Linked DNA regions of Mus musculus: region 2 is linked to region 1. Evidence: chromatin contacts called from ENCODE Hi-C or POLR2A ChIA-PET data. All regions are on one chromosome and are shown on one strand. Each heading gives the region's core, a stretch centred on a gene start or an enhancer-like site at or near the end of the contact. The rest is flanking DNA. Distances are from core to core; before and after follow the strand shown. Region 1 holds the start of Fig4 (FIG4 phosphoinositide 5-phosphatase). Region 2 holds the start of Mical1 (microtubule associated monooxygenase, calponin and LIM domain containing 1).

Evidence for each region. Hi-C counts contacts between places; a loop is a spot of excess contacts on that map. ChIA-PET counts read pairs that join two places held with the same protein, here RNA polymerase II (POLR2A).
Region 2: a loop to region 1 is called in a map of regulatory T cell, with 3 times the contacts of the local background. The contact joins the promoter of Mical1 here to the promoter of Fig4 in region 1. A Hi-C loop is called at or near these places in 4 of 37 maps with a recorded cell type or tissue (T-helper 1 cell, T-helper 17 cell, mouse embryonic stem cell and 1 more). POLR2A ChIA-PET finds 5 or more read pairs at or near these places in 2 of 5 experiments (Patski and embryonic stem cell).

What each region holds. Positions count from the first base shown.
Region 1 is chr10:41,301,663-41,305,795 of GRCm38, forward strand. Fig4 (FIG4 phosphoinositide 5-phosphatase) reads right to left here and starts at 1,579. Exons shown (of 23, transcript NM_133999.1): 1 at 1,325-1,579. The coding sequence starts at 1,390. It overlaps Ak9 (adenylate kinase 9), which reads left to right and starts at 2,272. Exons shown (of 40, transcript NM_001370813.1): 1 at 2,272-2,343.
Region 2 is chr10:41,474,160-41,478,264 of GRCm38, forward strand. Mical1 (microtubule associated monooxygenase, calponin and LIM domain containing 1) reads left to right here and starts at 2,155. Exons shown (of 24, transcript NM_138315.2): 1 at 2,155-2,381; 2 at 3,851-4,105. The coding sequence starts at 3,898. It overlaps Gm51797 (a long non-coding RNA gene), which reads right to left and starts at 3,881. Exons shown (of 2, transcript XR_003948996.1): 1 at 3,515-3,881.

The sequences.
Region 1 (4,133 bases), core at 329-2,828:
GCAAAATATCATCATGGCCTGGGAACAAGCAAAGAACATGAAAAGCAGTAAGCACACACACACACACACACACTGAAAATAAGGGTCAGAAAATCTTGCCCATGTTTATAAATCTAGCACTGGGGAGGTCAAGACAGGAAGATTATGATTTTGATACTATCCTATACTCTCTCCCTCTCTCTCTCTCTCACACACACACACACATATAGTTAAGTTAAATTTCATCAAAATAAAACACTGGTGTGGAAACTTGGTTTAGTGGGTAAAGATTCCCAGGGCCCACTGAAAGCCCCACACAATAACACATCTCTGACCCCAGGGTTGGGGGTGCGGCGTATAGACAGGTAGAGCCTGGGCGAGGGACACTCATTGGCCAGCCAGTCTAGCAATATGGGAAGCTCCAGATTTAATGAGAGACATCTAGGGTCAACCCCTGGCCTCCAAACTCCTCCACGTGGGCACACATACCCACACACATGTACATGCACTACACACACACACAAATAAATTAAATTAAATAAAATTTCTAACAGGGTTTGTCGTCCTCAGCAACCGAGTTTTCATGGGTGCCACTGAAGACTTGTGGGAAAAGAAATTCTGTTTTATAAAGAATAGCATCTCAGCCAGGGCCTCAGAATGCTCAGCTTACCGGTGGGCTAAAATTCCCATGTGACAGTTTATTTACTCTCCTATTGAAGACTAGCCACAGTTCACTGAATATACCAAACGAGATACTCACACCCTAATATCATAGTGAAGGCCAGATTCAGATAAACCACACTATAGCAACTTTGTTTCCCAAGCACAGAAATGAGAAAAAAATAAGTTCTATTAGCACCGCTCTGCAAGCCAGAGAACTATTAACAGATGCGTCCGGGTCACAGAACCTCGAATCCCAGCAAAACAGTGCATGTGATTAAGACCAATCACGGTGATAGTATACCATGAAATCGCAAAATAGAAGCTACCTGGGCCAAGTTCACATTTTTTTTCATACCCCCTGACTTTACTGTAAGGAGTGGACTCAAGAACTTCAAGATTATGGGAAAGCAGAAAAGAGGAACTCTTTCAGAAGCTGTGTGCAGTTCCTGTGTGCCACAGCACCTGTCTGCACGCACTTCTTCCAGCCAGCCACATGTTCCTAAGCAAGACAGACCTGCAAACCATCCAGTGCTTGACTGCATGGCCCTGGCGGCCGAGCCTGCAGCGGCGCTGGGAGGAGAGGAGGGAGTACGGGGTGCTGCCTCTTCCCGACGACCCCACAGGGTGCCCCGATCCCCGCAGCGCAGTCCTCCCGCCCCGTCCCGTCGTTGTGGGTACTCACAGCTCTGGTCTCATACAGCACCAGCTTCTGGACCGAGCTGATGATGGGGGCAGCGGCCGTGGGCATGGCTCCAGCCAATGGCGGCCCCGCCACAGGGCACCAGGCCGCGGCCCAGGTCGTGACAGCGGCGGGGTTCCCCCTGGAGACAGAGCGAGGAGACCCCGCAGACCTCCAGCACACCAGACACAGCTGACAAAAACAGTGTCAGAACACCAAACGTTCAGCAGCGGGCTCGCCGGCTGCTTCCGGATTCCCTCAGCCCCGCCTCCCAACCAGCCCAGCCCAAACCGGAGGGGCGGGGCTACAGGATCACGGGGTTGCTGAGGGCGGACGCTAAGGGTGCCATCTTTCTTAAGGGCAGGCAAAAAAAAAAAAAAGAAAGAAAGAAAAAGAACCTGACTTATGTTGACCTTTAAAGAAAAGAAATCAGATGATTGGGTTCTCCTTTTGGAGCGGTTTCTCCGTGTTGTAATTGGTCTGTTTCTTCCTATATACTCTTTATTTTCCCGAAACCTGTCTCCTGGATGCCTGTGATTTTCCCCTGTTTTGTCGCCTATTTTATCTCCACGAAAGTCAATAAAGTTAATATTGTGGCTGTATGGCCCACAAATCTTTCTTAATTACATAAATGTGGCGCCTTTGGTATTTGCACATTTTATGTGTGAGGCTAACGGTCTGAATTCTAAAAGGGACCGTGCTGTGTAGGGCGAGCGCGCTGCTGTTAAGAGTCAGTTCTAGTTAAGATAAGGTTTTCGCGTTTGCTGTCTGGGCATAAGTAGGTAATATATGCACTCGCTCTGTTGGTCACCTCTACACTTTGGGAAAGGTGTTTTATAATTATGACTACATTTAAACACAGGCTTAAGAATTCACTTTGAATTACAGCTCCACCTCCCGAGGCCCCGCCCTCCAAGAGGCTCTGCACGCCGCCCACAGGTTTCCAAGGCAACCGCCTAACAGCTACCTAGAGCCTCAGTAGAGCCTCAGAAGATAGCTGCTGTCGCGTCCCCGGTCCACAGGTAAGCAGAGGCAGGGAATTGTCCACATTCTGGGTGCATTTTGCCATCAGTTGCAGGAAAGTACACTTCCGGCGGGGACCCCACACCAGTTGCTTTTCTTGCAAAGTTAAACCACGATCTCTTCATAAATCGACTTTTCAAAACCAGTTCTCCTTTTAGCTAAGGTATTTATCTCACAAATGCGGACTAAAGACTTGCCTGCCCCAAAGGGTAACAGTGGCCGCTAAAGTAGCACAGGCAGGAAGTGCTAGGTTTCACAGGGACCCCTCGCTATATTCCAGAATTCACCGCTAGAGGGCTCTCATACTGAAAAGAAAAAGGTAATTATTAAAATACAAACAAATAGCTGAAGAGGATATTAAAGTTTGCTGTAGATTCAAGGCAGGACGTTACAAGGTTTTTAGAGTATGATTATCTATTATCTATTATTGGTTTTGTTTCAGTTTGATATATCTTTTTTATTGAGAAACTAGAAAGAAAGAGGGCAGGAGTCTCAGTTATGGCATTTTATGCTGGTGGGGGGGTGGGGGGGTACGTGCGTGTGCGTGTAAGCCAGAGGCTAAGCCAGCAAGCCCCAGAGATCCACTTATCTCCATCTTGAACTGCATCTTTTAACTTTTCCATTTCACAATGGAAACCAGCTCTTCCCAATGCAAGCTAAACATCTGCAGAGCATTTTGGTTTAGGAAAGTCACTTTTTAAAAATAAATAGTTCTGATTTTCAAATATTGTTTTCCATTATTATTTTATACTACAATGGAGCACTTCCCTTTGAGAATTTTCTTAGTTTACATCACCCAGGAGCCAAACTGATAACAAACAAATGTGCCAAGTTGTTTCTATAAGGGTGATCCCAGGAACAGAAGCTGGGCAGGGAGGGGCTCTTGGAAAAGGGGGTATTGTCACACAAGCTTCTCTGTCAGCTAAACTCACTGGGAAATGGGGAGTACATACCTTGGAACCATTCCCTTTCGGGGGAGCAGGCGGGGAGGGACGTTGTGTTTACTCGCCAACTCCCGTGTATTACTGGTTGAAGCCTGCTAGGCAGAGCTCGGTGTCTTGGAACTTCCAATTTGCCTGAGCTCAAACAGAGGGGACGTGGCAGCTGGAGGAAGTTCATGGACAGAGCCCACATGCTGGTATCCAAAAGTCCAGCAGTGACCTAGAAAAGTTGCCTGACATGCATGAGGAGAGATCTGCTGTACTCCACCCTGTAACCACTCACACCCACTGTCCCCACACCAAGGTCACACCAGCCCAGCCCATCACCAGTCCCTGAAGACAGTAACTCGAGAAGTTAATGAGGTCAGCTGCAAAACCCCAGGTCTCTAACCGCTCACTCATCTCCATCTCTAACATTTCTAGGTCTTCCTTACTCTTGGTCAAAACTAATGTGAGTCTAAGCTGCTTGCCCTGCTTCCATCCCTGTGTCATGGCATGAATATACATCCCAGAGAATCCTGAGTTTAAGATTACCTTTGCAATCCCAACTCTATCATACCAAACCTGCCTCCCCTGCCAGTACAACTCCTCATGGACTTGTGGGGCCCGAAAGGGACCAGTTGATAACAATCGTTTTAGTTTTGAAAAACCTTGACTGAGATCCTTGATACAACCATCTCTCCTAGCAAACAAATCCAGTCTGCTATCACCAGAGTCTAAAACTGTGAGAAATTTCCCAAATCAATCACAATTGCCCAGGTCAACCACAAGGTGGTGGGGATAAGATCCACTTCTCCTGTTTCTTGGCTCAAAGCATTTTTCTAGTTTTGAAGTACACTGGCTGTCTC
Region 2 (4,105 bases), core at 905-3,404, 170 kb after region 1:
CATCAGAGCTGAAGGTTCTGAGCTTCAGATTCAAGACCATATCATAGACTGACTTACAGACAGATGTCTTCTGTGGTATTAGAAAGTTTCTTTTCTGGCCCTACGCCCAGGAGATCAGAGGTTAGGAGGTAAGATAAGGAAATAAAAATAGCTTTGCAGAAAGACAGAACTTGGTCTGAGACACACACACACACACACACACACACACACACACACACACACACACAAAGAGGATCCTGTCCTTAGTGCCTCGAGACTTTAAACTAAGCGGCTGCTAGTGTAATGTTTTCCAAACCCATTAGAATGGGGCTCTTTGAAAATTGAATTTTCATGTGTGGGACATTTATTTTATTTAATCCAACATGAACTATAGTCAGTATGACTAGGCCAACTACTTTTAGCTCACATAAATACACAACTTCGGGTCATAACTCAAGATCCTAATAAGGGAAAAAATGCTTGTTTTACTCTGTACATTTCTGAGAATCGGCAACACGGAATAAAAAGGCCCCAGACCTGAAACTAGCTAAGGAAGTTGGGTCATTCAAAATGCTTCCATTTAGAGACCAGGAGACTGAGGTGTGTGTGCTGGTGGTGACTTTGAGACACAGTAGGCCTGGTACAGAAATCTGACAGAGAGACAGACAGACAGACAGACAGACCTTCTGGAGTCCTGAAGCTCTGTGGCTCTAAGGTGGGTCTTTAACTAGCAGCAAGGAAAGCTGGAAATCAGCAGGTTTTTAAGAGCTGAGGAACTCGTTCTGTGATCCTTTTAAAAGGCAGCCTTCACAGCCTTTAAATTTGTTGCTCATAGAGCCACACAACCCTGTTTGGCTACAACTGAAAGTCTCTGGGGGAACCTGGGTCTTTGTAAACAAGACACAGTAAGTTGCTGTAGTCCATCTGCTAATAAAAGGGAGAGGCATGATCCTGAAAGCCGGAAGCCCATCTCTACTGGGCTTTTTAGAACATTTTTTACACTGTGTGTTTAAGTATGGGTGTGTATGACATTCTGCAAATTTGTTCCAAGCAAAATGATGTCACTCTCAGGAACACAAGTGGGCCCAGCTCAAAGGCTTCCTGGCTTCCAAAGTGTGTGGCCTGGCTGGATTGTTGGCCTCTCCTGGCAGAGGGCTGGCATTTCCTCTTGCTTCTCTCTCTGCCTTCTTATCAGCTGCAGCTGTGTGTGTTTAGAGCTCAGGACTTACTGGGTACCCCAGTATATCTGGACAAAATGCAAAATGATTTATTCAAACACAAACCCAAAAAGATAGCCACTGGACCTTGGCTTTTGTTGGTCCCTGGACCTCAAGAAGAGAGATGTAGCCATTTTTTCCTAGGTTAAGCACTTCTGGGGTAGCGATTTTACTTCCTCATGATGTCAAACCTTATTTCAGTCCCGTGGTTTAACAGTGGTAGGTTGGGATCCAGAAAGGCCTGGGGCTGATAGCATCCATGCCACTGGCTGGTGAACATGTGCAGTCATGAAGCCTCATTGACATTTCAGTAAAATAGGTTTTGTTAATGCTCATGCAATAAATGAGAACTGCTGTTTTATTAACTTTAAAGCTGCTTGATTTTGAACAATTCCTTTCATGCTACAATTTCTTAACAGGAAATACTAAGAATTTGATTCCAAAGTTCCCTAGCATTGTCTGAGTCTTGACTTTAGTTCTGCACATTGAAGTTTTATCCTCTCCCACATACCCTTACCATCCTGTTTTTCTTAGTTGAAAACACACACACACACACACACCTGGTTGTGTGTGTACCTGGTTGAAAGATGTGGACCAGGACTTTAAGCTTTGTCTTTAGCCTGAGCCTGGGAGCCAGCCGACCTGTCCCAGGAGAGATGGACCCCCGCAACTGGATCGCCTGTGGCGCCAGGGGTGTGAATTTATCGGTGGGAGAGGTGAAGAGAGCTCAGACATCTGGCGCCACTCTCGGTTCTTGCAGCTTCAATAAACTTCTTGCCGGAGGCCTGCGCCCGCTCGGCCAGCTCTTGGAAGTGGCCTACAGCGTGGGTACCACCGGGGCGGACTCAGGCACGGTCACTCAAGTCTCTGCTCTCCCTGTCCCTGCCTGGCCAGACCGTTTGGAGGCCCCCAGCAGCCCCTGGTGTAGGCAGAACCACGCCCTACAGCACCACCCGGCAGGCGTGGGCGGGACCCAGGCTGTCCCCAGAGGAGGACTGCGGAGTACGGAGGTTCGGAGTAAGTCTTCCTCTGTGCTCTGCGCTGGCGCTGCGGTCCAAACTCTTTGGAACTCCCCGGTTTCTGCCACCAGGCATCTCTTGCTTTCCCTGCGCCACCCCTTCCTCTGCCCCTAGGCCTGGGACACCCTTCCGACAGGAAGCGGCTCTTCCAGCCCCAGAAACGCTGGTAAGTAATCCAGCGATGCCTGCTGTGCGTCCTCCTGCTCGCTGGGCTGGGGGTGAGGATAAGGAAGGGGGTGGGGAGCGCTTCCGGGGAAATGGGGTAGGGAGCCACGCCTGGCTGGTTTGGCGGGTCCTCTTGCCGGCCCTACCCAGATGAGCGCCTTTGTGCAGATTTTGCTGTCTAGAGTATTGGGAGCTCTCACCCCCGCTGCTCAAGGTCCAGCTCTCCATCCCTTTAGACGCTCCACCAATGGCACATCCTTTGTGCTTGTTTCCAGTCTGGGTACCTCTTTTATTTCCTTTAGCAGAGGTCGCTCCAACCCCCAGTCTCCCACTTCCAAGAGGGACTCCTGTCCTTTCTGAAGATCTATCCACTCTTGTCCTAGTGACCCCCTAGGGCAACCTTTGCCTCCTCCTACTACGCGGGCAATGAAGGGGCTGCTGGGGGATGATAGATCGGCCCACAACCCCCCCACCCCACCACCTAGTTGCCTCTCCCACCGAGAGCAACCCATCCCCCCATACTCTTCATCTCTTCCGGTGGCAGCGTGAGAAAGCCCTCCAAGAGCCCTTAAGCTGCGTGTGGGCTGGAGGGAAGGAAAGGGGTACAAAGAGAGGCCTTGTCTCCAGAGATTCCTGGGAGAGCACAGAGGAACGCCGTGGGAGTGAGGCTAGGGGTCGATTAGATGTGAGGGTCTGCGGAAGGGGTTGCTAACCCCACTCCTTCCCACAGCCCGTTGGAGCAGCGACGCAATCTCTTCTCAGGGGAAGTGTTTTGACCACAGTGAGTCAGAAGGTCTGTCATGCAGACAACAGTCACAACATTCTCAGGCTATTTGTGAGGGTAGTTTGGGTGGCTGAGAAGTGGAATCTACACAGGCAGTGTTGCCCCTTGTCAGGAGGCAAGCACGTGGAAAAGAACTTTGCCTTTGGGGAGAGGCACATCCTACAACCAGCGTGGCACTAAGTTCGCCAAAGGGCGCTGGCGAACAGAGACTTAGGAAGAAATGGGTGTGTGTCTGTGAGGCAGCCGCAGTTGAACTGGGGTGTTAGTTCCTGCTGTCTACAAGAAGGGAAACCTCCGCCCCCACCCCACCCCTGGCAGCCCGCTGAGAAACTCCCCCGTGTCCTACTTACAGGTCCTAGGGAACGCCCACTACAATTTCTTGTCCCCTGGGCCTCGGAGATCGCATATGAAAGCTGCCATGACACTGGTCGACAGGAGGCTCCCTTAGCATCCTTGTGCCCAGGACTACTGTGTTTTCATTTCTAAATTTGGCGAATTTCACTTTATAAGAGATAGCTGCTGTCTCAGAAGGGGTCGGGGGTGTGGATCATGGCCTGGGAGTGGACTGGAAGCAGAACCAATCAGAGGTGGACCCTGAGCTCCCTTGTGACAACGGCCTGCGCTGCTGGCTCCTCCCCCTTTCTTTTCCCTCCCTCCAATCTTGCCTTCTCTTTTTTTTCCCACAGACACTGGGTTTTCTCCCAGCTGCTCCTGCTGTCAACAGGGGCCCTACATGGCATCACCCGCCTCCACCAACCCAGCACATGACCACTTTGAGACCTTTGTGCAGGCACAGCTGTGCCAGGATGTACTGAGTAGCTTTCAGGGGCTCTGTAGAGCCCTGGGAGTGGAGTCTGGTGGGGGATTGTCCCAGTACCACAAGATCAAGGCCCAGCTCAACTACTGGAGTGCCAAGTCACTGTGGGCCAAGTTGGACAAGA